3 separate regions of the Homo sapiens genome follow, and regions 2 and 3 are each linked to region 1. The links are chromatin loops, found by intact Hi-C in ENCODE. Cell type or tissue: heart right ventricle. All regions are shown on one strand.

Region 1 (8,000 bases):
TGGGCGAAGGACATGAACAGACACTTCTCAAAAGAACACATTTATGCAGCCAAAAAACACATGAAAAAATGCTCACCATCACTGGCCATCAGAGAAATGCAAATCAAAACCACAATGAGATACCATCTCACACCAGTTAGAATGGCAATCATTAAAAAGTCAGGAAACAACAGGTGCTGGAGAGGATGTGGAGAAATAGGAACACTTTTACACTGTTGGTGGGACTGTAAACTAGTTCAACCATTGTGGAAGTCAGTGTGGCGATTCCTCAGGGATCTAGAACTAGAAATACCATTTGACCCAGTCATCCCATTACTGGGTATATACCCAAAGGACTATAAATCATGCTGCTATAAAGACACATGCACACGTATGTTTATTGCGGCATTATTGACAATAGCAAAGACTTGGAACCAACCCAAATGCCCAACAATGATAGACTGGATTAAGAAAATGTGGCACATATACACCATGGAATACTATGCAGCCATAAAAAATGATGAGTTCATGTCCTTTGTAGGGACATGGATGAAATTGCAAATCATCATTCTCAGTAAACTATTGCAAGAACAAAAAACCAAACACCGCATATTCTCACTCATAGGTGGGAATTGAACAATGAGAACACATGGACACAGGAAGGGGAACATCACACTCTGGGGCCTGTTGTGGGGTGGGGGGAGGGGGGAGGGATAGCACTGGGAGATATACCTAATGCTAGATGACGAGTTAGTGGGTGCAGCACACCAGCATGGCACATGTATACATATGTAACTAAACTGCACATTGTGCACATGTACCCTAAAACTTAAAGTATAATAATAAAAATAAAAATAAAAATAAAATAAATAAAAATTGGGGTTATTTATACCACAATCTGATTTAAGTTAAAAAAGAAAATAAATCTATTTATATAGCATCATTTTGGCTATGGCTTTTGTTGATACAGCTAAGGCTTTTGTTGACTTTTTAACAAAATTCAGTTCAATTTTCAGGTATACACTGCACAAATAAAGTGGAAAAATGATTATTACCTAGTGATTGTAAGCTATTTCAACCCATTCTTGCAAAAATTTCATTATGAATTTTCTATTAAAGTATATTTTTATAAAACTATCTTTAAGAGTAAATTTATTGATCAGATAATCACAAACTTTGAATAATTTGCTATTACATCCTAAAATAACAGGTAGAAGAGGACCTTAGAGTCTTCTTGAAATTTCCTTTCTCTGTCAGCCTTTATGCTGATTTTAATTATCCAAGGTCAAGATCTTTTTTATGGATGGGACAACTATGAGAAAAGTATTTATTGAAAGTGGCAAGTTGTCCTACTCTGGAAAATCTACAATTGTCATTTGATCCAAGTGCATTGACTGGACGACTCTTATTTTTATAAGGAAAGAAGCTGTTTTCAATTTAATAGTCATGTTGTTAGTTCTTTCTCAGATGACAAAAATCATAACATAATTTGACTCCTAAAAATTCCACATGAATTAAAGAATAAAGCATATAAAAAGGAAATAATAACAAAATATAACAAAATAAGAAAACATAGGCATCTGTATGATTTTGCAGAGATACGTGTACTTCTAGATATAAAAAAGGAAGAAATCACAAAAGAAAATGTTGCTACATTTGAATACCTAAAGATGACAAGCTTCTGCCAGAAAAGCTATCAGAAGTAAATTTAAAAGACTACAAAAAAGTATTTGTAAGATATATGATAAACATACACAAAGCTTATGAAGATTGCTAACGAATCAATAAAAAATGGAACTTCAATAAAATGGCTAAAGTGTGCCAGTGAAAAATTCTCACACCCTGACATGAGAAGGAAAAATGCAAATAGCTAGTAGATATATATAAAAAATCACTCGATGTCACCAATGATAAAAATACATTTTAAAAATAATAGCTTTTGTCTCTTCTACCAAAATGATAAATATCTGAAGTATTATAATCTAGGGTGATGTGAAATAAATACTCATAAACTGCTGGTAACAATTGCTACAAATTTTTTGGAAGGAATTTGTACACTATTCGTCAAAAACTTTAAAAATACACATATCATGTGATCCAATGTTTTCACTTCTAGAAAGTTATCATAAAATATTTAAAGATGCACACAGATTATGTTCCAAGGGCATTCTTTCCAGAATTATTAATAACACTGAATCCTTAAACAATGCCTAATATCTAATAGTAAATTACATGTATCTAAAGAGTAGAAAATATTTTACAATTATTAAAGTTGTGTTGTTGGAGACTTTAATGACTTGAGAAAATATTTATGTTATTAAGAATAAAAATAAAAGCAGGTTACAAATTATTATTCCAGTTTTGCAGTACACACAGAGTTAAAAAAAAAAAAGCAAGGAAATTCCTCAACATGTTAATACCATTAACAATGTTATCTCTGGGTGGTAGGATCTCTAGTTATTTTTATATTCTTCCTGATACTTTTCAATATTTTCCAAAATGTTTACAAATAACATATATTGTTATAATCAGAATATAGGTGTGATACACAAATCTATATGTGTATACATACACACAAACACACATATACAGAGACTTTCATGTGGAAATTTTGTTAAAAGGATATTAGAGATAATGCCACAAACAAATGTGCCACAGGCCAACTTATAATGAGTGGGCCACGTGGATTTGTCCAGATATTCAATAATCAGAAATTTGGATGCTTCTTTTGAAAAACACAATAACTCACCCATTTACAGAATCTGAGATCAAGAAGGGATCTTGAGATCCTTGCCACTGAGGAAGGCCTTATGTCCATCTTGTTCACCATCACCTAGTTCAGTATGTTTTTGAATGAAAGAAAAAACGAAGAGCACCTCAATCATCGCACAGATGGAGAAACTGTTTCCTCCAGAAAACACAGGGCTTAATGCCCAATGTTACACATCTCCACAAAATAACACCAATAGCAGCAATAATTATGGCTACTACTACCAACACATGTCACCTACTGTGTGCCAGGCACTCTTCCAAGTGCTTTATGTACATCAACTTACTTAATCCTCATAATAATCCTACGTGGTGGGTATTATTTTCATTAAATAGGTGAGAAAACTGAGTCACACACCACGTCTACACCTCAGTCCTCTTTCTTCCCCGCCATTTCATGCACACCCTAACTAGAAATTCGATCTGACGCTAGCCAGCATGGATCCTTACAAGGGATGTTCCGAGGGCACATCTGCGTGTTTGTGTGCAATGAGGAAAGTGGCGAGCTTTTTAAAGACCCACCGCCAGAAAACAATGTCCTGATGTCCTGTATTTACTCTGGCTTCATCCCGGGAGCGCCCCTCCCAGTGGGCCACGGGGACCTGAGACAGGCTACTCCACGGGGTCCCCAGCCTCTCTCGCCCTCTAGCGCGAGGCGAGCGCCGCGCAGCCCCTGGGGACCCGCCGGGCTGGGCCGCAGCCCCCGCCCGCGCCACCTGCTCCCCAGCTCCAGCGTCCCCGCCCCGCGTCCCGCCCCCGCGCCGCGCCCGCGCCCCGCGGTCCCTCCCTCCGGCGTGACGGGAGCATCGGCGCTGGCTGCCCGGGCCGCGAGCGCAGCAGAGCTGTCAGCGGGCGGACGGGCAGCGGGTGACGGAGCGGCGAGACGAGCGCACAGCAGTCGCGGCCCGGGAGCCGGAGCTGCCGCCGCACCCCGGGAAGGCTGCCTTGCCGCCGGCCCGCCGACCGCGGCCGGACGAAGATGCTGTTCCGCGCCCGGGGGCCGGTACGGGGCAGGGGCTGGGGGCGGCCGGCGGAGGCTCCCCGCCGCGGGCGCTCGCCGCCCTGGAGCCCCGCCTGGATTTGCTGCTGGGCGCTCGCCGGCTGCCAGGCGGCCTGGGCTGGGGACCTGCCCTCCTCCTCCAGCCGCCCGCTTCCTCCTTGCCAGGAGGTGAGCAGCACCTGGTCCTCTACCTGGAGTTTGCTGGGGGAGGGCGCGGAAGATGAAGGCTGAGAGCGGTTCCTGTTTATTTCTGTTTGCCATCCCCTTTTCCTTTGCTTGGAGAACAGGGGCTTTCGTTTGCTTCGAGGGGTGAAGTTGCCCGCCCTGGTAGCTGGCCCGGAGAGGGTGTGTGGCTTCGCTGTCTCTCGGGGGATGCTTTTCTGTCCGCGCTTGTGTCTTTTGGGGGCTCTGCAGGACTTTGCGGCGTCCTTTTTGGACAGCCAGGTTTGAGGACCTGGGGTCGAGGGAAAGATTTCAGGAAGGGGAGGAGACTGGGGAAGCCCCACCAGTGGGATTTGAAGAACCATCTCATCACAGCTTTTCCAGAGAGCCAGACACAGACACCAGAGGATTTCCCGCTCCTCCTCCCCCTGTCTCCACTCCCCTGTCTCTGCAAACGCCTTCGTCCTACTCCCCTGCCCTCAGCTTCCTGATTAAGGCCCTGTGGGTTTGCTAAGCCAATGTATGGTGTCACTTAGCATCCTTCTGACAAAATGTGGATTTGAATTTGGGGGGGAAAAAAAAGGAGTATGTACTTGGTAGAGAAGATGCAGGTTGATGATGGAGAAAATTAGAAAAGACAGTGAATATGCTTCTTTTGGGAGGTGCTTTATCACCTGGCTGAAGTATTGCCGCGGTGTATTTTATAGCTTGTAATCATTGTTGTTTTACAGCCAAAAAGGATAAACTATGGGAGATGAGATTTTTATCTGGCTTTTAGAAGAACGAGACAGTGTGCCAAAAATTTACAGGGGGTGTCATTGGTTCTTGTATTGGGTGTTTATCTTTCCATTTAGTGTTCAGAAAGTGCATCCTCTTAATGAAAATCAATGAGGGGAAGGAAGCAACATTTCTGACCTACTTTGATTGTGTTGGGAGGATATATGGAATAGATACTGTTTTTAGGAAGATTGTTAGGAATCAGGGCGATGGGTCGTTTTAATTAATGTAGCAAAAATAGGTTAGCCAATAGCCCCTCTGGGAAGAAAGGCCAGACCCTCTTGTTTGTGTATGTTGCTCTAACTTCTGAATTTTACCGAGACTTGAATTACAGAGTATCTGTGTTCTACACATCATCCATCATCTATGGATTTTCGTCTTTCTCTCCTACAGTACAGGTCCCAGGACAGACTGAAATGAAAGAGAATCGGATCAAAGGCTTGTGTGCGAACACACAGCAATGTTGTAATTGGGGAAATCAGGGCAAGAGCTCAACAAACAGCTGTGTTTAATTTTAGGGCTTTTTAGTATAATGAGCTTAATCTATATTCTACAACTTTACATATCACCTGGGAATAATCCATTATTCCAGGTTTCCACAGAAAGCTGCTTCTTGGACATCTCAGATTGAACAGTTGTGACAAGATAAACTTTATCCTCCAGCCCCCAACTTCTAATATGCAGAATATATTTTTCTAAACTGAAAAGTCTTAAGCTTCTGATAACATCGATTCTTAGTAATGAAAATCTGCTTGAAGTAGGCGAAGGTCAGGGTCAATAGAAGTGATGCCTTTGGTCTCTACAACTAGACTAATCTTTTAGATGAACACATGTCCTACACATGTATACCTAGAAAGAAGAGTCTGCAACCTAAAACAAAGATTGAAAGGAGGGGCAGAGAGATGACAGAAGGTTCAGGAAGGCTGGGTTCACTTGATCACAGGTCCTTACTGCATTGGCTTTAGAAATTGCATGTGACTCATCCGTTGAGATCTGAAATTTACATTTTCCTTCTGAAAAATGAGAATAAATAAAATATATAGGAGGACGCTATTGAGCCTGCCTTTGGCTGTATGTTTTTATAAATGTTAATGCACAGATCCATTTATGTTCTTCCTGATGACTGACAAGTAAGAGGAACTAATGGGAGTTAGAAGTTCTTGGAAGTAGAAGAGGCCTAGTGACCTCCCAGGGGTTGAATCTGTTTGATATCTGGTCTAACCAGTGGAGCTAATTTACAGAATTGGTCATTGTTTTTCTCTGACATTGTTTTTAAGAGGAAAGTGGGGAGGGCAAGTTATTTTCAGACTTTGAAGGTAAAGGAATGTTTGTGCTGGGAGTGGGGAAAGGGTATCCTCTTGAGCTCAGCCCTTTCCTCTGAATACAGTTATGGGATTGTGGGCTAAACGCCTGTGAATAAAGACACAGTTAAAGTAACTACTCTGTGTTCACTCCTGCTCGTTTATCATTTTCCACTTTTTGTTAACATTAAAGGAGGCAAATGCCACAAAGGACAGACTATGCAGTGGGGAACAGAGTGAGGGCAGTTAAAGTGAGGAATTTTCAGGCTGAGAGCTAAAACCAACTCTCAATGTGAGAGAATGTTGAGGAGTATAGAAAAAGCTATAGGCCATTTTGAACCTCATTTCCCCCCAGTAGTTTGTGTCACCCTCATTTATTAATATTTTTGTAGAAGTAGTCATGTTTAACAAAGTTACATAAACTCTGATTTTCCTGCCTGGTTTTAGAGGAAAGCAACTAAAGGAAGACAAATGCAGAGAACTGGCCTGGGAGTCATCCAGTTATAATTGCCTGAGTTCAGAAAAAAGGCCCTTCAAAAACTAGGTTATGGGTAAAAGTTACATTTAGATTTTTGCAGAGGAATGGACTCTGGGGTGAAACTCATAAAATACATATTCCTTTGTCAAAGTCTTTGGATTATGAAGTCGAAAGGGGGAGAAAAGTTATTGTGTTGGAATGTTCAGCTGGTGATCAGATCAGCAGTGTGGAAGCACACGCACAAACAGGAAGCGATCATTTGGGAGACAGAAATAAAAGGAAAGTCAAAGTGCTGGCAGATGAAGCACAAGAATAGGATGTGACTTTGGAAAATGGTATTCAAAGGAAATAAATGAGGCCTGGACATCAGAAAGTATAGAATTCCTCAGGTTTTTGTATGGGGTGAACTTATAAAAGGTAAATCTTCTTTGGGTTTCTTGGCCTGTGTTTCACTTATAAAATGTTATTAATGAAACATGACCAATTATTTGTATTATGAGGATGAAATGAGATTAATATAAGATAAAGGAGAAATATAAATATGAGGGCTGATTATTGCTAGATTAGTAGAGCTAGATCCTGATATTTTGGGAAGAGTCTACAGTGAGACTCCAGAGGTTCCTAGGATAGGCCCATCCAAGACTTGGCATGACATTTTTGACTCAGTGAATAATAGGACTTAATGGGGCTGCCAGAGCAAAAAAATATAAAGGCCAACAGATAATTCAGAGTTGCAGTAAGGTATCAGAAGATAGAAAAGTACATGAGAGTAAAAAGAACAGAACTAATTGGATTATGTCTGTATTATTTACATTTGGTAAATTAAATCACAAAATAGCTGATTCTTAGTTCACTGCTGTAAAATCTTGCATAATGCAATTCTGCTGTTCTCCCTGACTACTGAATGATGAGTTTTGCTAACAGTTTTTGTTCCACATTCAGTTTATACCATGTGCTAGACAAAATGTCAGATATGAAATTAGTAATTTAAAGAATATAATTTAATTGGATAAGGATGAGACAGATATGTAAACAAACATTGCAGTTAAGTGATTTGAAGCCATGAAAGAAGCAATGGGCCATCATATCTACTGAGGGGGGTGGGATCAGAAAAGGCCCTATGGAGGAAGTGAATGAGACTTAATTGATAAGTAGGAATTTGCCAAGCAGACAAGGGTCAGATGTGAGTGTAGGCTAGTTTGGGGGAAAGACATTTCAGGTGAAGAGCACAGATTGAAAAAGGGCAGAAACATGAAACAGCATTGTATTGTAATTGGTTCTAACTGAAGTACAGCATGCAATGAGAAGCTTAATGAGAGATGAATCTGACAGGCAGGCAGGAGCCTATCATAAGGGACCTTATATCACACTAAGAAGCTGGTCTTCATTTGGTAGGCAATAGGATGCAGTAGTAGGACTTCAAAAAGAGGAGTAGTATGCTTTAGATAGAATTGGCAGTGAGTGGATGCAGAGGGTGAGAGAATGAAATGTTCTAACTTGATTAGAGGATGGTGCCTCTTAACCTCCCTGAGAA
Region 2 (8,000 bases), 130 kb after region 1:
AATAGCCTGGTGATTTGCCAGTGGTTTAATGATGTTTCTCGGGTTGTTCAATGACTATGTTTTGGTTCTCTCTGTCCTGTTATGTTCTCTTTGATCTTATTTTGCCCTACTTGGAGAGGATCGAGTTGATTGACAAGGAAATCAGCTATTGAGGCATATAGATTCCAAACATTACCATCGACATGACATAGGAGTGTTACAAGTTTTCTGTATTTATTTTGAATCTTAGTTTAAAATAGATTGCTTAGATTTCTTTCTGCCTGTGGGGGAAGTTTTTCAGGAAAATTTTAATTGGTAATTGAAATTATTCTAATCCTAATTAAGAGATTCTTATAAACATCATGAAAAATGTGGAATGGCTTGCTCATTCATACTTTTAGTAAATCTTTACTGAGCACTGGTTATTTACAGAATACTGGGTAAGGAGGGCAGAGCTAAGGATAGAAGAAAAACGTAAATTTCTCCATAGATGTAGAGCAGTGGCTGTCAAACATTAGTGTTCATCAGTCTCACCTGGAAGGCCCTGTCCCAGATTTTCTAATCTAGTAGGTCTGGAGGAAGGCCTGAAAATTTACATTTCCAGGAAGGTCCCGGGTAATTCTGATTCTGCTGGTCCAGGATCTCAGCACTTAGAGAACCACTGGTCTAGACTCTAGAGGAAGAGATAAACAGTCAATCAAATAAAATGAATTATTATTTCCAATTGGGATTAGTGCTACAGCAGAGAAGTTTGAATTTTATGAGGTTCTTACCCAGTCTGGGAAGGCCTCAGTCTGTTTTTAAAACTGGGCAAGGCCAAGGAAGGAGAGCATTTTTGATAGAGGGAGCGGGATGGTGAAGACCTGACATGGGAAGGAGCATAGTGTATTTGAAGAACTAAAAGGATGTGTGACTAGAATGTGGGGATGTGGGCAAGGGATTGCATTAGGTGCAGTTAATGACATAAGCTATTGCTAGAAAAGGCATGGTTTCATAGGGCCATATTAGGAATTTTGGCCTTTGTCCTAAGAGCATTTAGAAATCACTGCAAGTTTTTTGGTATCAGAGTGATGCAATGTGATTGGATTTATACTTCATATAGATCCCTTTGGCAGTGTTTTATATACAAGATTAGAAGGGGACTAGAGAGGATATGAATGAACACTTAGAAGTCTCATAATGCCCTTCTCCCGGTGAGAGAAGAAGGAAGTGAATGATGGTAAAGGGAATAGACAGAAGAATATGGATTAGAGAAATAGGAAGTAAAATTCACAAAATGTGATGGTTGATAAGATGGAGGGGGAGGAAAGTGTTAAAGGTGGGTTGGTAGAGGTACTATTTGGTTAGAGAGAAGGTCTGGAGGCGAGGAAGGAAAGACCATGAGTACAGTTTTGACCAAGTTGTGAGATGGGGCAAGAGGAGATATTGGAAGGGCCATTATGTACATCAGTCTGGAGCTCAGTAGAGCATCTGGGCTAGCTATGTGAATCTGAGAATTATAGCAAATAGCTGGCAATTAAAGCCTTGGGGTTGGGTAAAAGTTTGCAGGGAGATCATAGAGTGGGCTTAGAAGTAAGCTAATGCTAGGAGAGATGAACAGGGATGGTGCCTGAGGAAAATGGCTGGAGAAGTGGGAGAAACCAAGGGAGTTACTGCCATAGAGTATTTGCAGAAATTAGAGTGGTTAAGAAGGCTGATACTCCTGAACAGTCACCCTAGATGAGGGCTGAAAAGTATCCATTGGATTTGGCAACATTGAATTAAATGGTGGCTTTAAAGAGCCATTTTAAAACATGGAAACCAGGTTGAATTGGGTGAAGAGATACAAGGATTTAAATCTTCTAATGTATACAGTAAGGCATTCTCTCACCAGATATTTGTGGGGCTTACTACATATCAAGTTGTGTAAGGCACTATACAGATGCAGAGAAGTAAACAAACATGGAGAATTACTAGGTATTCTTGGCCCATGCTTAGGTTATGAAAGTCTCAAGGAGACAACACATTTTTATATGACATTGTTCCCGGTGGTAAATAAATGAGGTTTCCTAAATGTGGCTTACTTGAATTAAAGCTTAGTATATGCAAAACAGAGATGTATAACATAGATAAATTAAAGAATATTCACTTCTCAATAAACATTCACTACAAAATTATCTTAAGTACTGAGTTGAAATTTTTATGTATGTTTTGTTTAAAACAATTAGTGCCCACTTCTTACATAAAATGAGGTACACTTATATAGGTGCACACAAGCACATATACAAATTCAGTGTTTGATGTTTGAACTCAAAAGAATACTGATCAGGGATTTTACCAACAAACCTAGTCCCCTAGAAGATGGAATCTTTCCCTGTTGAGTGTCATGAAACAAATACATGAAGCTGAAAGTGAATGTCAAGCAATGCAAGCTTTATTCGAGGGTCATGGAATTGAGAAGTGGGAGCATGGCTCAAAAATCAATTTCTCTATTAGTGAGGGGTGAGGGAGTTAAAATATAGGATTTCTCTAATGAAGGGGTTGGACATGAAAAGCAAGGGGAGGAATATTTATGTGTTTTCCAGAAATCGGCGGTAAACATCCTGGAACTAGAGTGCTGCCTTCCTTTTTGTCCTTTTATGGCTTCTTTGGGCCATTGTCATGGCCATTGTCATGGCACTGGTGGGAGTGCCACTTAGTATGGAAATAAAATTGTGAGATTATAACGAAACCTGAGATCCTTAAAGTCATTTGGTCATCTATCTTGGTTCTAACCAGTCTCAGCTGGTCTGGTTACAAAGGGAACTTTTTATCACAGGCATCCTGTTTCTTAAAGATAAGCAGAATTAGGGCAGGGTGGAAATTCAGCTATATTATGTAGGTAACAGTGACACTGGGCAAGAGTTAAGAGAAGATGTGTTTTAATGTTAGCAGGATATTTGACAGAGCATCTCATGATTTCCTTATGGATAAGATAAAGAATTGTAGACTAAATGATATGGTTAAGTGGATATATGACTAATTGAAGAATCATACATAAAATGTTTGATTTGATAAATCAATATCAACTTGGAGTATAGTATTGTATATATATATATTTGATATATTTATATACATATTTGCCATAGGAATATAAATATAGCAAGTCATTTATACATACTGTAACTCACACAAAGAAGAATATAAGTCAGATGAGTTATTTTCAACATTTTATTTAAAAATGATTAACTTCATAAAGACATTAAGAATATGTATATCAATTTGTGAATCAATAAAGATAAAAATGATATAATTAAGATTCAGAAAGACTCCAGTGTGTTTGAACAATGAGCTCAAATTAGTAAAATCAAAATTTATTTGTGTGAAAGAAACTCTCAGATATAAAAGCACTGAGAAAAGAGAAAATAATTACTTGCAAAGAAGATTTCCAGGGAAATCCAAGCTTTAAAAGACCTAACTCACCAAATAAAAAATGCGACAGCTATTTAAAGTGGGGAAAATCCTTCCCCCACAAGAATACAAAGAATAGTTTTCAATTAAGCTGTTCATGGTTAAAAACAGTAAGTTTCTCATTTGTTTATCATATCCACAAAAGTTGTCTCATATCCACTACAAAAGGGAGTGGAGAAAAGGTTGTTTTTGTTTGGGAGCTAGTAAACAGAAAAGACTTAAGATTTTATTTATTTTGGGTATTACACTGAGGCAGAGTAACCTGTGCAGTGTTTGTCTCCCCCCGCCACCCTCCTATTGTGGGACATGATTCACATGTTTCCTTTCAATGGGTGCTTGGGGATGATTATACATTCTCTAGTAATGAATTTTAAAAATATGTTTCAGAAATTGGATGGGAGCCCTGACTCAAACCAATGTAAAACTGAGGAATGGAGAGGGGAGGAGGCAGGAGCCTGTTGACTCATTTAACTGGGAAGTCAATATAGAACAAATTATTTTAAGATGTTCTCTTGCTGTGTAATGCTAATATTCTTGGCTCAATTTGATTTCCTTCTCAGGCAAGCCCTTTCCGGTGTTGCAAGATGCTCACTGTAATCTCCACCCAAGCCACTAGTATCCTCACAGCTCTTGATACTACAAACACTGACTGAAGCTTCGGAAAAGACTCTGATTGGCCTTGCTTGAATCATGAGCCCATAGCCAACCAATAATTCTCTCCAGGAGTGTTGGATACTTTGATTGGATGTCTTAGTTCACCTGCAAATTCCTGTAGCTGGGGAGGCCAAACTGTAATTCTCAGTTCCTTTCAGCATCACACAGATCAGTTCCCAAAGAGAAAAAGATGGTTACAGTTACCAGAATAAAAAGAGAATGATTTTTCACAGGTTCATAGAAATCATATGCTCTTAAATATCATAAATAGGTCTGGCAAGATTGTCTTGGTATACTGAGAATTTTCATGGAAATTTGCACATACCTTCTTGATACTTACATAGTGATTATAGATTAAAAGATCACTTTATCATAAATACTTAATCATTTCCATTACCAGATTCTCAGCTTCCTGTATACAGGGACTGGTTCTTACTCATTAAAAAAAAAATCTCTAAGCCTAGTATAGTACCTAGCACATAGAAGGTAGTGAAACGTCTGTTGAATTAGTGAGACTTAGTAAATGAATGAGTAATTATCACATTTTGAGTGCTGTGTTCTGTCTTTGGCATACGGTATGAGAAAATTTTGACAAAAGGGGAAGAATCTAGAGGACAGAGGCCAGGATATTTTGTATAAAGTATGATTGAAATATTTTTTTCAGGTAGAAGGAAAGACAGCAAAGGATGGAAAATCATGATCATCTTTGTGATGTTTTCTACTTGTCTTACAGAGATTTGATATCTTTCCTTTGGGCACTCATGGCATTTTGTGTTTCTTTTGGAGAAGATGATGATGAGACAGTAACGGTAGTGTTAATACCACAAGCAGCTATCATTTCCATATTTGTGAACGTACTCTCTTCATATGTGCATGTGTGTGTATATATATGTGTATACATATTCAAACATTGCCTCTAATTTCTTTCAACATTTGTGTAATTTAGACATTCCTGTACCCAGTTTTCAGATAAGAAAACTGAGGCTTAATGAGGTTAAGTAACTTCCCCATGATCATAGCTAGTCATCGCTAGTCTTAGGTCTGGAATTCTAACTCAAATAGTCTGTTTCAAAATGTAGTGCTTTGTATCCCCTTCATGTTTTTCAGTTTTTACGTTATAGTAGCTGTGAACCTGTCTTATCACTATTAGACTACAACCTTTTTCAGAGCAGTTTGCCTAATTCTTGAATCTCCCATGGTACTTTGTCCTGTGCATAGTAGGTACTCAGTGAGAATTTCCTTAATAGGGTATTTCAAGTATTTGAAGGGAAATTTTAGAAAAGAAGAACTCTGGTGAACTTAGAGAAGGTAAATTCCAGTGGGATGTAGTGATGTTCTAACAAACAGAGCTGCCCAATACTGGAATGACATGTTTTTTCAATTAGGGAACTTTCTGCTGATGCTCAAAGAGTGCCTGGTAGGGAGGATGTTTTAAAAGGGAGCCTTCTTCGAAGGAGGCATTAGGCTATACAACTTCTTCATCTCTGAAGAGGTGAACTGCGGATCACAGAGATTTTGCTAGTGGCTTGATATTCAAATGTCTTATATTTTATTTGCCTTTTAATGACCTTCAGTGTTGCAAATTATTCCAAATGCTCAATGTCTGTAACACAGTACTTCTAAATTATATAGCAGGACAAAGATATAGAGGATATTAAAAATAGGGTATAAAGGGATTCAGTTTTTAGATCTGCCTTTCTGTGCACAGGATTTAAGCAAGTCAAATGTACTTAGAGCTTATGTTTCTTAATTGGGAAGATGGGAGAACATGGAATGTCTCAGAGACTAGGGATTTCTGAATTTGTTTAAAATAAAATTTTTCTAATAGTCTGTTTTTAACACTTTTTTTAAAGCAGCTTTATTGAGATATAGTTCTCATACCATATCATTCATTCATTCATTCAATGAGTATAATTCAGTGTTTTCAGTATAGTCACCACAATTTAATTTTAGAACATTTTCTTGATTAAAGCCCTGAACTGCCAGTAAAATGTTAAATTTCCATGGTGTCTTCCACATAAAGGCAGAAGATGGTCAAAGCTGTTAAGTATTTAGGGGATATGTTAGTCTGTTCTCACACTCCTATAAAGAAGTACCTGAGACCAGATAACTTATAAATGAAAGAAGTTTAATTGGCTCACGATTCTGTAGGCTGTACAGGAAACGTGGCTGAGAAGACCTCAGGAAACTTATAATCATGGTAAAAGGGGAAGCAGGCATGTCTTAAATGGCCAGAGCAGGAGGAAGAGAGAGAAGGGGGAGGTGCCACACACTTTTAAACCAGATCTCATGAGAACTCACTATCACAAGAACAGCAAGGGGGAAATCTGCCCCCATGACCTAATCACCTCCCACCAGGCCTTACCTCCAACACTGGGGATTACAATTCAACATAAGACTTGCATGGGGACAGAAATCTAAAACATATCAGAGGAGAAGGAGGTAAACACATGGGAAAAGAGAAAAGCAGCAAAGCCGTCATAGAAAAGGAAGGTAGGTGAATGCTGATATGTATTTGGGCAGGCTGACGACCTACTTAACACAACTGTACATGTTGAGCATGGCTTTGAAGGAGGAGTCAGATACAAGTTGGCAGCATGGTGTGGGTAATTCCAAGAGAGACAAATGATGAGTGCCCAGTGGCTTGCAACTGGAAAAGATCAAGGTTTGAGACAGCCTGGGAGATAAGAAATTGCCTGCTTGGCTGAGACCACCTGAGCCAGAACATCATGGAGCACAAGGCAGTTAGGTTAGGGTCAGTTGGTAGACCTTTTAAAAACACATGTAATTTAGCCCTGATGAGTTGAGCCAATTTATAAAGACTTAGTGCATTTGTGAAGTGACAACTGAAATAAATCAGACAACCATGGACAAAGCCAGTCTCAAAATTTGCCTAAATTGTAGTCCTCCCAGTTCTGAGTTCTGTTTTTATATGAGAATCAGCTTTCAGTTGATACCTCTGTGTGTTTTTAAAAATGTGGTTTTTTTTTCATGCTGTATATGAATGCAGACACTGGATCTCTTTTGTAATCTTAATAATAAACTGGTAAATTTTGCTTTATTAGGGTTTTGGTTTTATAAGACATTTCATAGTTTTATCTCAACTTGCCAAAGAATGAATTGATTATTGGTTTTTCATCTGCACTGGAAGCCCTCTGGTTCTAAGTATTATTAATATTAATTATTATCTTTACCTAGTCAGCCAGACTTGAAAGCATCTGTCTCCATTAGAAAGAGAGGCACAGAATCAATCTGCCATGTGAAACAAGAGGCTTTGTAAATAAAACTTTTACTATAGAGCATTTGAAATTTGATTTCTACATTTTTAAGTATTTAAAAGTGGTGTATATTTTTTAATTTTTAAGAAGTTTGCATGTATTGAAAGTCATGTGGTTAGCTGACTTCTCACAATATATTTGCATATTTTATTATTTTTACCCTTACCAAACTGACTCTTGTTGACTGGTGTTACTTTACCATTTACTAGTTGTGTTTGACTTTTGGGCAAATTAAGAGCTCTAATCTGGAGTGTTTCCTCATTTATAAACTTGAGGATAGCAATACCTACCTCTCAAAGTGATTAAGAAGATTACATAGTACAGGGTGTCAGCACCGCCCGCCACTCCCACCTGGGAACCAACTACTTTCACTAGTGCAGTAGCTCACACATAACGCAATCCATTTGTATTAATGTCAAAATAAATCAGCAAATTAGGGAATTAAGTAGGATTTGAAATTTGTTTTCTATGCTTGTTAAACCAGAATTTTAAGAAAGTAATCTCTCCAATATGATGATGTTTCATTTGCTTAGATTCTCTGAATTTTATATTGCTTTTCTTAAGGGGAGTTGAGAGCCCCTTTATTTTTCCAATTATTTAGGAATCCCCAGCAGGAGCAGCCATTATTTTACAGATGGTAAGAAAGGCAGGTGTGTGAAG
Region 3 (8,000 bases), 180 kb before region 1:
CCATTTGCTTGGTAGATCTTCCTCCATCCTTTTATTTTGAGCCTATGTGTGTCTCTGCCCGTGAGATGGGTTTCCTGAATACAGCACACTGATGGGTCTTGACTCTTTATCCAATTTGCCAGACTGTGTCTTTTAATTGGAGCATTTAGTCCATTTACGTTTAAAGTTAATATTGTTATGTGTGAATTTGATCCTGTCATTTTGATGTTAGCTGGTTATTTTGCTCGTTAGTTGATGCAGTTTCTTCCTAGTCTCGATGGTCTTTACATTTTGGCATGATTTTGCAGTGGCTGGTACCGGTTGTTCCTTTCCATGTTTAGCGCTTCCTTCAGGAGCTCTTTTAGGGCAGGCCTGGTGGTGACAAAATCTCTCAGCATTTGCTTGTCTGTAAAGTATTTTATTTCTCCTTCACTTATGAAGCTTGGTTTGGCTGGATATGAAATTCTGGGTTGAAAATTCTTTTCTTTAAGAAGGTTGAATATTGGCCCCCACTCTCTTCTGGCTTGTAGAGTTTCTACTGAGAGAATTGCTGTTAGTCTGATGGGCTTCCCTTTGAGGGTAACCCGACCTTTCTCTCTGGCTGCCCTTAACATTTTTTCCTTCATTTCATCTTTGGTGAATCTGACAATTATGTGTCTTGGTGTTGCTCCTCTCGAGGAGTATCTTTGTGGCATTCTCTGTATTTCCTGAATCTGAATGTTGGCCTGCCTTGCTAGATTGGGGAAGTTCTCCTGGATAATATCCTGCAGAGTGTTTTCCAACTTGGTTCCATTCTCCCCGTCACTTTCAGGTACACCAATCAGACGTAGATTTGGTCTTTTCACATAGTCCCATATTTCTTGGAGGCTTTGCTCGTTTCTTTTTATTCTTTTTTCTCTAAACTTCCCTTCTCGCTTCATTTCATTCCTTTCAACTTCCATCACTGATACCCTTTCTTCCAGTTTATCACATCGGCTCCTGAGGCTTCTGCATTCTTCACGTAGTTCTCGAGCCTTGGTTTTCAGCTCCATCAGCTCCTTTAAGCACTTCTCTGTATTGGTTATTCTAGTTATACATTCCTCTAAATTTTTTTCAAAGTTTTCAACTTCTTTGCCTTTGGTTTGAATGTCCTCCCATAGCTCGGAGTAATTTGATCGTCTGAAGCCTTCTTCTCTCAGCTCATCAAAGTCATTCTCCGCCCAGCTTTGTTCTGTTGCTGATAAGGAACTGCGTTCCTTTGGAGGAAGAGAGGCGCTCTGCTTTTTAGAGTTTCCAGTTTTTCTGCTCTGTTTTTTCCCCATCTTTGTGGTTTTATCTACTTTTGGTCTTTGATGATGGTGATGTACAGATGGGTTTTTGTTGTGGATGTCCTTTCTGTTTGTTAGTTTTCCTTCTAACAGACAGGACCCTCAGCTGCAGGTCTGTTGGAGTACCCGGCCGGCCGTGTGAGGTGTCAGTGTGCCCCTGCTGGGGGGTGCCTCCCAGTTAGGCTGCTCGGGGGTCAGGGGTCAGGGACCCACTTGAGGAGGCAGTCTGCCCGTTCTCAGATCTCCAGCTGCGTGCTGGGAGAACCACTGCTCTCTTCAAAGCTCAGATGGAAATGCAGAAATCACTCGTCTTCTGTGTCGCTCACATTAGGAGCTGTAGACCGGAGCTGTTCCTATTCGGCCATCTTGGCTCCTCCTCCGAGTTTGGCCTTTCAATCACTGGTGGTAAAGGGTCCTTCCAGATGGATAATTTAGCAAAAATTTTAAAACCCCTTAAAAATATACTTATCATTATACCTAGCAATTCTATTTTCACAAGTAGACTTAACAAAGTCTGCTTTCCAAAGATTTTGCTACAGAGATATTCATTGCATCAATATTTTTACTTACAATAGTGAAAAACTGGATACAACCTAAATAGTGATAATACCTAACATTTAATTGAGTATTTACCATATATTGATCTGAGCACTTTATATAAGTTAATTCATTCAAACCTCATAGACAACCCTATGAGGGAGGTACTATTGAGGCTATTACCATCCCCATTTGACAGATCAAGTAACCTGGTCACACACCCAGTAAATGGAAGAGTTCATTAGAGCCTACATTCTTAACCATTCATTCTATTCCCTCTCCAAACTCTCTAATCTAAATAGCCAATGATAGGAAAATTGTTAAAATTAGTAATGCTCAACTTGTGTGTGTGTGTGAGTGAGAGAGAGAAAGAGAGAATGTGGGTGTCAGATGGGAGACAGAAGTGTCATGAGAGTGTTTCCAAATTACCTAGAGCCTCTCTTACTGGTAGGAATGTGTTATACAAGGAGAGAGAACCACTGGGTTACCTAAATTATAGTAAATTATACAAATACTATGTAATTATTAAAATGTATGATATATAGCTATATTGAGTTGTATTCTAGAACAGTATCTTTCAAATTCTTTTGACATGACCTATATTAAAAAATAAACATTTTACATCTCAATCTTGGCCATCCTTTAAAGGCTGAATAGCTAGTTCCCTCTAATATAGCTGTGTTAGTTGTTTACAATGGGTGTCTATGCCTATGTTATTTGACCCACATTAGATTAGATTAGGCATAACATATGCCTATGTTATGTTATGCCTATGTTATGATATTTGAATATCACATATTTAGGTTGGTCCAAAAGCAACTGTGGTTTTTGACATTTTTTAAACTGCAATTGCTTTTGCACCAAATACATTTATATGCACGCACTCGCGCACACACACACACACACATACATCTAAAACAAAATTTCATGAAACAATACTCAATCTTTGTTTTTTGTTTTTTGTTTTGTTTTGAGACGGAGTCTCGCTCTGTTGCCCAGGCTGGAGTGCGGTGGCGTGATCTCGGCTCACTGCAAGCTCCGCCTCTGGGGTTCACGCCATTCTCCTGCCTCAGCCTCCCGAGTAGCAGGACTGCAGGCGCCCGCCACCACGCCCGGCTAATTTTTTTTTTTTTGTATTTTTAGTAAAGACGGGGTTTCACCGTGTTAGCCAAGATAGTCTCGATCTCTCGACTTCGTGATCGGCCCGCTTCGGCATCCCAAAGTGCTGGGATTACAGGCGTGAGCCACCGCGCCCGGCCAAAATAATACTCAATCTTAATAAATGAGATGCACTCTTATATCTTTCCATTTCATTATTACAATTCTGGACCAAATGTATTGTTGTCAACTGCTCGTTGATTTCATCATCCTAAGTTAACGTACCCATAGTTTGAAAACAATCCTGGAAGAAAATTATGGCTCTTGTAATACTGAAAATGTCCACGAGAGGGCACCACAATTCTAGCCAGACACATAATATACCAAGGGATCTCCACTGGGAAGGGCAGGAATGTTGACCCTTGCAGGGCACAGTCCAACCAGGGTAGCCAGTCTCTATCTTGACCAATCACCTATCAAAACGCCTGATGCAAAAAAACTTTTTTGATAAAGAGGCTGTCAGGGTCCATCAGAGTCTCTGTGTCATGAATCTGAAATCGAACATGCAGAAAGATTTTATGTGGTTGACAGAGTAGGCAAAAGGTAAAAGTCCTTGAGATAAGGAGAGGCTAGAATGGTAATAATGGGTCATTTATAAGCTAAAGGTTTCAATAAGTTGAGGTTATGGGAAAATAGAAGCTATGAATAAGCAAGAGATATAAGTGGGGGAAAGACACAGGACTGGAAAGCCTGTTGACAGGAAGAGATAGGCATTACTGTGTAATCACATTAATGGCAAAACCCTAGGGTCAGGCCCCAGACTCCTGCTGCCAGCAGCTTCAGTCTGTAAAGGACAGGCTGACTCCCTTTTTAATGCAACTGGTGATTTTATAATAAGTTCACTTTGATGCTCATTTACCATTCTGAAAACCCCAGGGCCCTTAAGAATTATGCAAAATCTACTTTACCTTTGCTCTATAAATGGAACAACAAAGCCAGAGTGACAGTAAATCTGTTTACAGCATCGTTTCCTGAATATTTTAAGCCCACTGTTGAGATCTACAGCTTAGAAAAAGAGACTCCTGTCCAAATATTAATGTTCATTGACAATGAACCTGGTCAAACAGACTTCTGGTGAGATATACAAGGAGATGAATGTTATTTTCATTAAAATACACCTCAATCCATGGGCTGCAGGATGGATGCTGCTAACACAACATCCATTCTGCAGCCCATGGATTAAGGGATATTTTTGACTTTCAAGTATTATTATTTAAGAAATACATTTTATAAGGCTACAGCTGCCATAAATAGTGATCCCTCTGGTGGATCTGGGCAAAGTCAATGAAAACCCTGCTGGAAAGGACTCATCATTTTATTCTATTTTATTATTTTTTCTCACACAGAAAGACAGCATGGATTTATCATTTTAAATGCCATTAAGAATATTTGTGATTCATTGGGAGGAGGTCCAAAAATCAACGTTAACAGGAGTTTGGAAGAAGTGGATTCCAACCTTCATGAATGATTTGGAGGGGTTCAAGACTTCAGTGGGGGAAATAACTGCGGATATGGTAGAAATAGCAAGAGAACTAGAACTAGAAGGGGATCGGAAGATGTGACTGAATTAATGCAATATCATGATCAATAAATGGGAGTTGCTTCTTATGGATGAGCAAAGTGGTTTCTTGAGATAGAATCTACTTCTGGTGAAGATGCTATAAACATTGTTGAAATGACAACAAAGGATTTAAAATATTACATAAACTTAGTTGATAAAGCATTGGCAGAGTTTGAGAGGTTTGACTCCAGTTTTGAAAGACATTCTACTATTGGTAAAATGCTATCAGATAGCATCACATGCTTCAGAGAAATCTTTTGTAAAAGGGAAAGTCAATTGATGTGGCAAACTTCATTATTGTTTTAGTTTTAGAAAGTGCTAAACTTTAGTGCCGCCCTAACCTTTAGTACCGCCACCCTGATCAGTCAGGAGCCATCAACATTGAGGCATAACAAGCAAAAAGATTACTGAAGATCACTACCGGCTCAAATGATAGCATATTTTAGCAATACAGTAATTTAAAATCAAGGTATGTGCATTGTATTTGTAGATATAATGCTATTGCACATTTAACAGACTACTGTATAGTGTAACATAACTTTTATATGCATTAGGAAACCAAAATGTTTGTGTGACTCATTTTACTGCAATATTCATGAACTGAATCTTCAGTATCTCTGAGGTATGCCTGCAATGCCATTCTACTAACCACATACAAATAGAATCATAGTGTCTTAGTTTTGTTTGTCAGAAGCACACCCTCAGATATGGACTATAATGCAAGTGGTTGATTTGGGAAATGGGCCACAAAAACCCAGTAGGGGAGCTGGGAACTGAGATAGGGGAGGAAAGGAGGCCAGCTTAGGGTTGCTATCAAAGAAGTTACCACTGTGGGCAACTATATCTTAATCACATGGAGGAGCTCTGGAACCAGAATATATACCTTAGAGTTATCCCATCCATGGGGTAAAGGAGCTGGGGTATTTACACATATTACCTGTGATTCCCTGGCACTTCTGGCCTTCCATGCATGCAGGCAGAGTGATTTCAGCAAAGAGAAGCCCCTGGGCAAGGAGTTGCAGTTACTGGCAGTTGGAGGGTGGATTGGCCTGCACTGAAATGGTAGTGTCCAATGGGATACAAGCAAGGCATTGCCAGTGTCTGCTACAAACTCCATGAGATTCTGCAACTTCCTTTTTTGGTTGTTGTTCACCATTACGGTTGTGTGATTTACCCTTGTTGGTATGTTGATATATATAACTGTGGTTTGCTTATTTTCATTGCTATATTCTATTGTATTAGTATGTTTCATCTATTTATTTGTTCTATCTGTTTATGGGCATTTGGGCTGTTTCCACCTTTTTGTTGTTACAAACAATGTTCCCTTGCAGCTTCTTGCACAAGTCTCTTGGTATATTTGTGCGAAAGTTTCTTCTATACACCTAGGTTTAGAATTGTTGGAGGAAGAGATAATGCATTTTAAACTTAACTATATGATGATTAAAGTAGTGTTCCAGTTACACCCACACCACCAGCAAAGTATGAGATTTTCTAATATTTTATATCTTTGCCAAAACATGCTGTTGTTAGGCTTTTAATTTTCGCTAGTTTGGTGGGTGTAAAAACAATAAATAAAGAAAGTTTTGGCCTGGTATAGCGGCTCATGCCTGTAATCCCAGCACTTTGGGAGGACAAGACAAGTAGATCGCTTGAGCCCAGAAGTTTGAGACCAGCCTGGGCAACATGGCAAAACCCTGTTTCTAAAAAAAAAAGAAAAAATTAGCTAGGCATGGTGGCACATGCCTGTAATCCCAGCTAATTGAGAGGCTGAGGTGGGAGTATCAGCTGAGCCTGGAAGGTCGAGGCCTGTTGTGATCTCATCACTGCACTGCAGCCTGGGCAACAGAGTGAGACCCTGCCTCAAAAAAAAAAAAAAAAAAAAACAACAAAGTTCTTCATCTTTTGGGAATATACATATATTTTAAATTTAAAATGGGGTCCAGTTCAATATTTGTTTCTGCCACTGCAACTTAAATTTTCTAAGAGTAAAGATTGGATCATAATTCTTGGAGTTGTAACTATAAATGAATGAAATTGTCTTGCTCATGTAACTTGCCAACAGGTTCTAAGGTGAATACAAAAGAAGACTTTCAAGAGGGTGAGTGAGTGAATGAATGTAGCAATTTGATTTAGGTGTATAGTCTAAGGATGACATTGAAGTATGACACTAATGTTCTGGGGTCTATTAAAAATTCAGTGTTCTTATTTTATAGGTAGGTTTTATACTATACAGATGATAGGTTTCCTATTCTGTATGCAATCGTTCTCTTAGAACACTTTTCACTTTTGAACAAGTGGTTTTTCTAGGGGCTGTGAACAGGAGAAAACTTTGTCAACATTAACAGATTCTTGAAACATTTTTAATGAAGGGAAAAGCAGTTCCCAGTAGAACAATTGTAGTTTCCTAGGGCTGCTGAAACAAATTACCACAAACTAGTGGCTTCAAACAACAGACATTTATTTATTCTCTCACAGTTCTGCAGGTCAGAAGTCTGAAATCAAAGTGTAGTCATGGTTGTTTTCTTCAGGAAGTTCTGAGGGATAATCCTTTCCATGCTCCAATCTCAACCCCATTTTCACATGGCCTTCTCTGTGTGTCTCTATATGGTCACCTACTCTTAAAAGGGCACTAATCATTGGACTTAGGGACCACCCCAATCCAAGATGATTTCCTCTCGAGATCGTTAACTACACCTGCAAAGAGCCTTCTCTCCAAATACGTTCACTGTCTTACTCAGGTCAGGCTGGTATAACAAATAACATAAATCGGGTGGCTTAAACAATGAACATTTATTCCTCACAGTTCTGGGAGCTGGAAGTCCAAGATCAGGGTACCAGTATGGTTGGGTTCTGGTGAGGGACTTATTCCTGGCTTGCAGATTGCTGCCTCTGGCTCTATCCTCATGTGGGAGAGAGACCGAGATAATATCTTTCATGTATTTTCTTATAAGGGTACTAATCCCATTCAAGAAGGTTCTACCCTCATGATCTAATTACCTCCTAAAGGCCCCACTTTCAAATACCATCACATTGGGGATAGGGCTTCAACTTATAAATTTGGGAAGGACATAAACATTCAATCCAGAGCAGTTGACAAAGATTCTCTGCTTGGCCAAACTTTAGTCAGGCTCCTGACACTTCTCCTAGGCTCATCTGTGCACTTCCTTGTAAAATCCAGTTGTAGAAGAGAACTCTGCTAGGTCAGGATAGCTAAAAGCCCCTACATATCTGATCATGCTCTGTAGCTGATCGGGTTCCTCATCCTCCATCATTCCCCAGGTGATGTCTGATCACCCTGGTGTGTCTTCAGCAAGGACACCGGTTTAACCAGAATGCCCATCTGATATTTCCTTTTAGTAATTTTCCATGCACTGAGTCCCACCTTACTCCTTGGCTATAAATTCCCACTTGCCTATTCTGTATTCAGAGTTGAGCCAAATCTCTCTCTGCTGCTGCAA

The links. Peaks named below come from ENCODE experiments on the same cell type or tissue, not always from the same donor. Only the 100,000 strongest peaks of a DNase experiment are listed, where the experiment ranks them.
Region 2: it touches region 1 in a loop (4-fold over the local background); 49 of 110 quality-filtered maps call a loop at or near these places.
Region 3: a loop joins it to region 1, with 3 times the contacts of the local background. A loop is called at or near these places in 32 of 110 quality-filtered maps.

What each region holds. Positions count from the first base shown.
Region 1 is chr7:87,055,241-87,063,240 of GRCh38, reverse strand. It overlaps ELAPOR2 (endosome-lysosome associated apoptosis and autophagy regulator family member 2), which reads left to right and starts at 3,587. Exons shown (of 22, transcript NM_001142749.3): 1 at 3,587-3,916. The coding sequence starts at 3,728. RefSeq lists silencers at 3,310-3,699, 3,790-3,859 and an enhancer at 4,125-4,625. In heart right ventricle, a CTCF peak has its summit at 3,361; DNase peaks (open chromatin) are centred at 3,450, 4,070 and 4,289; H3K4me3 peaks cover 1,748 bases; H3K27ac peaks cover 3,626 bases.
Region 2 is chr7:86,928,186-86,936,185 of GRCh38, reverse strand. The region is part of intron 8 of ELAPOR2 (endosome-lysosome associated apoptosis and autophagy regulator family member 2); the gene reads left to right. Among named protein-coding and RNA genes, the nearest start is that of ELAPOR2, 130 kb to the left of the region's middle. In heart right ventricle, no CTCF peak of the experiment used is centred here; a DNase peak (open chromatin) is centred at 3,988; H3K27ac peaks cover 1,943 bases.
Region 3 is chr7:87,232,325-87,240,324 of GRCh38, reverse strand. No RefSeq gene overlaps it. Among named protein-coding and RNA genes, the nearest start is that of TMEM243, 17 kb to the right of the region's middle. In heart right ventricle, a CTCF peak has its summit at 3,264 (motif pointing right); no DNase peak of the experiment used is centred here; H3K27me3 peaks cover 558 bases.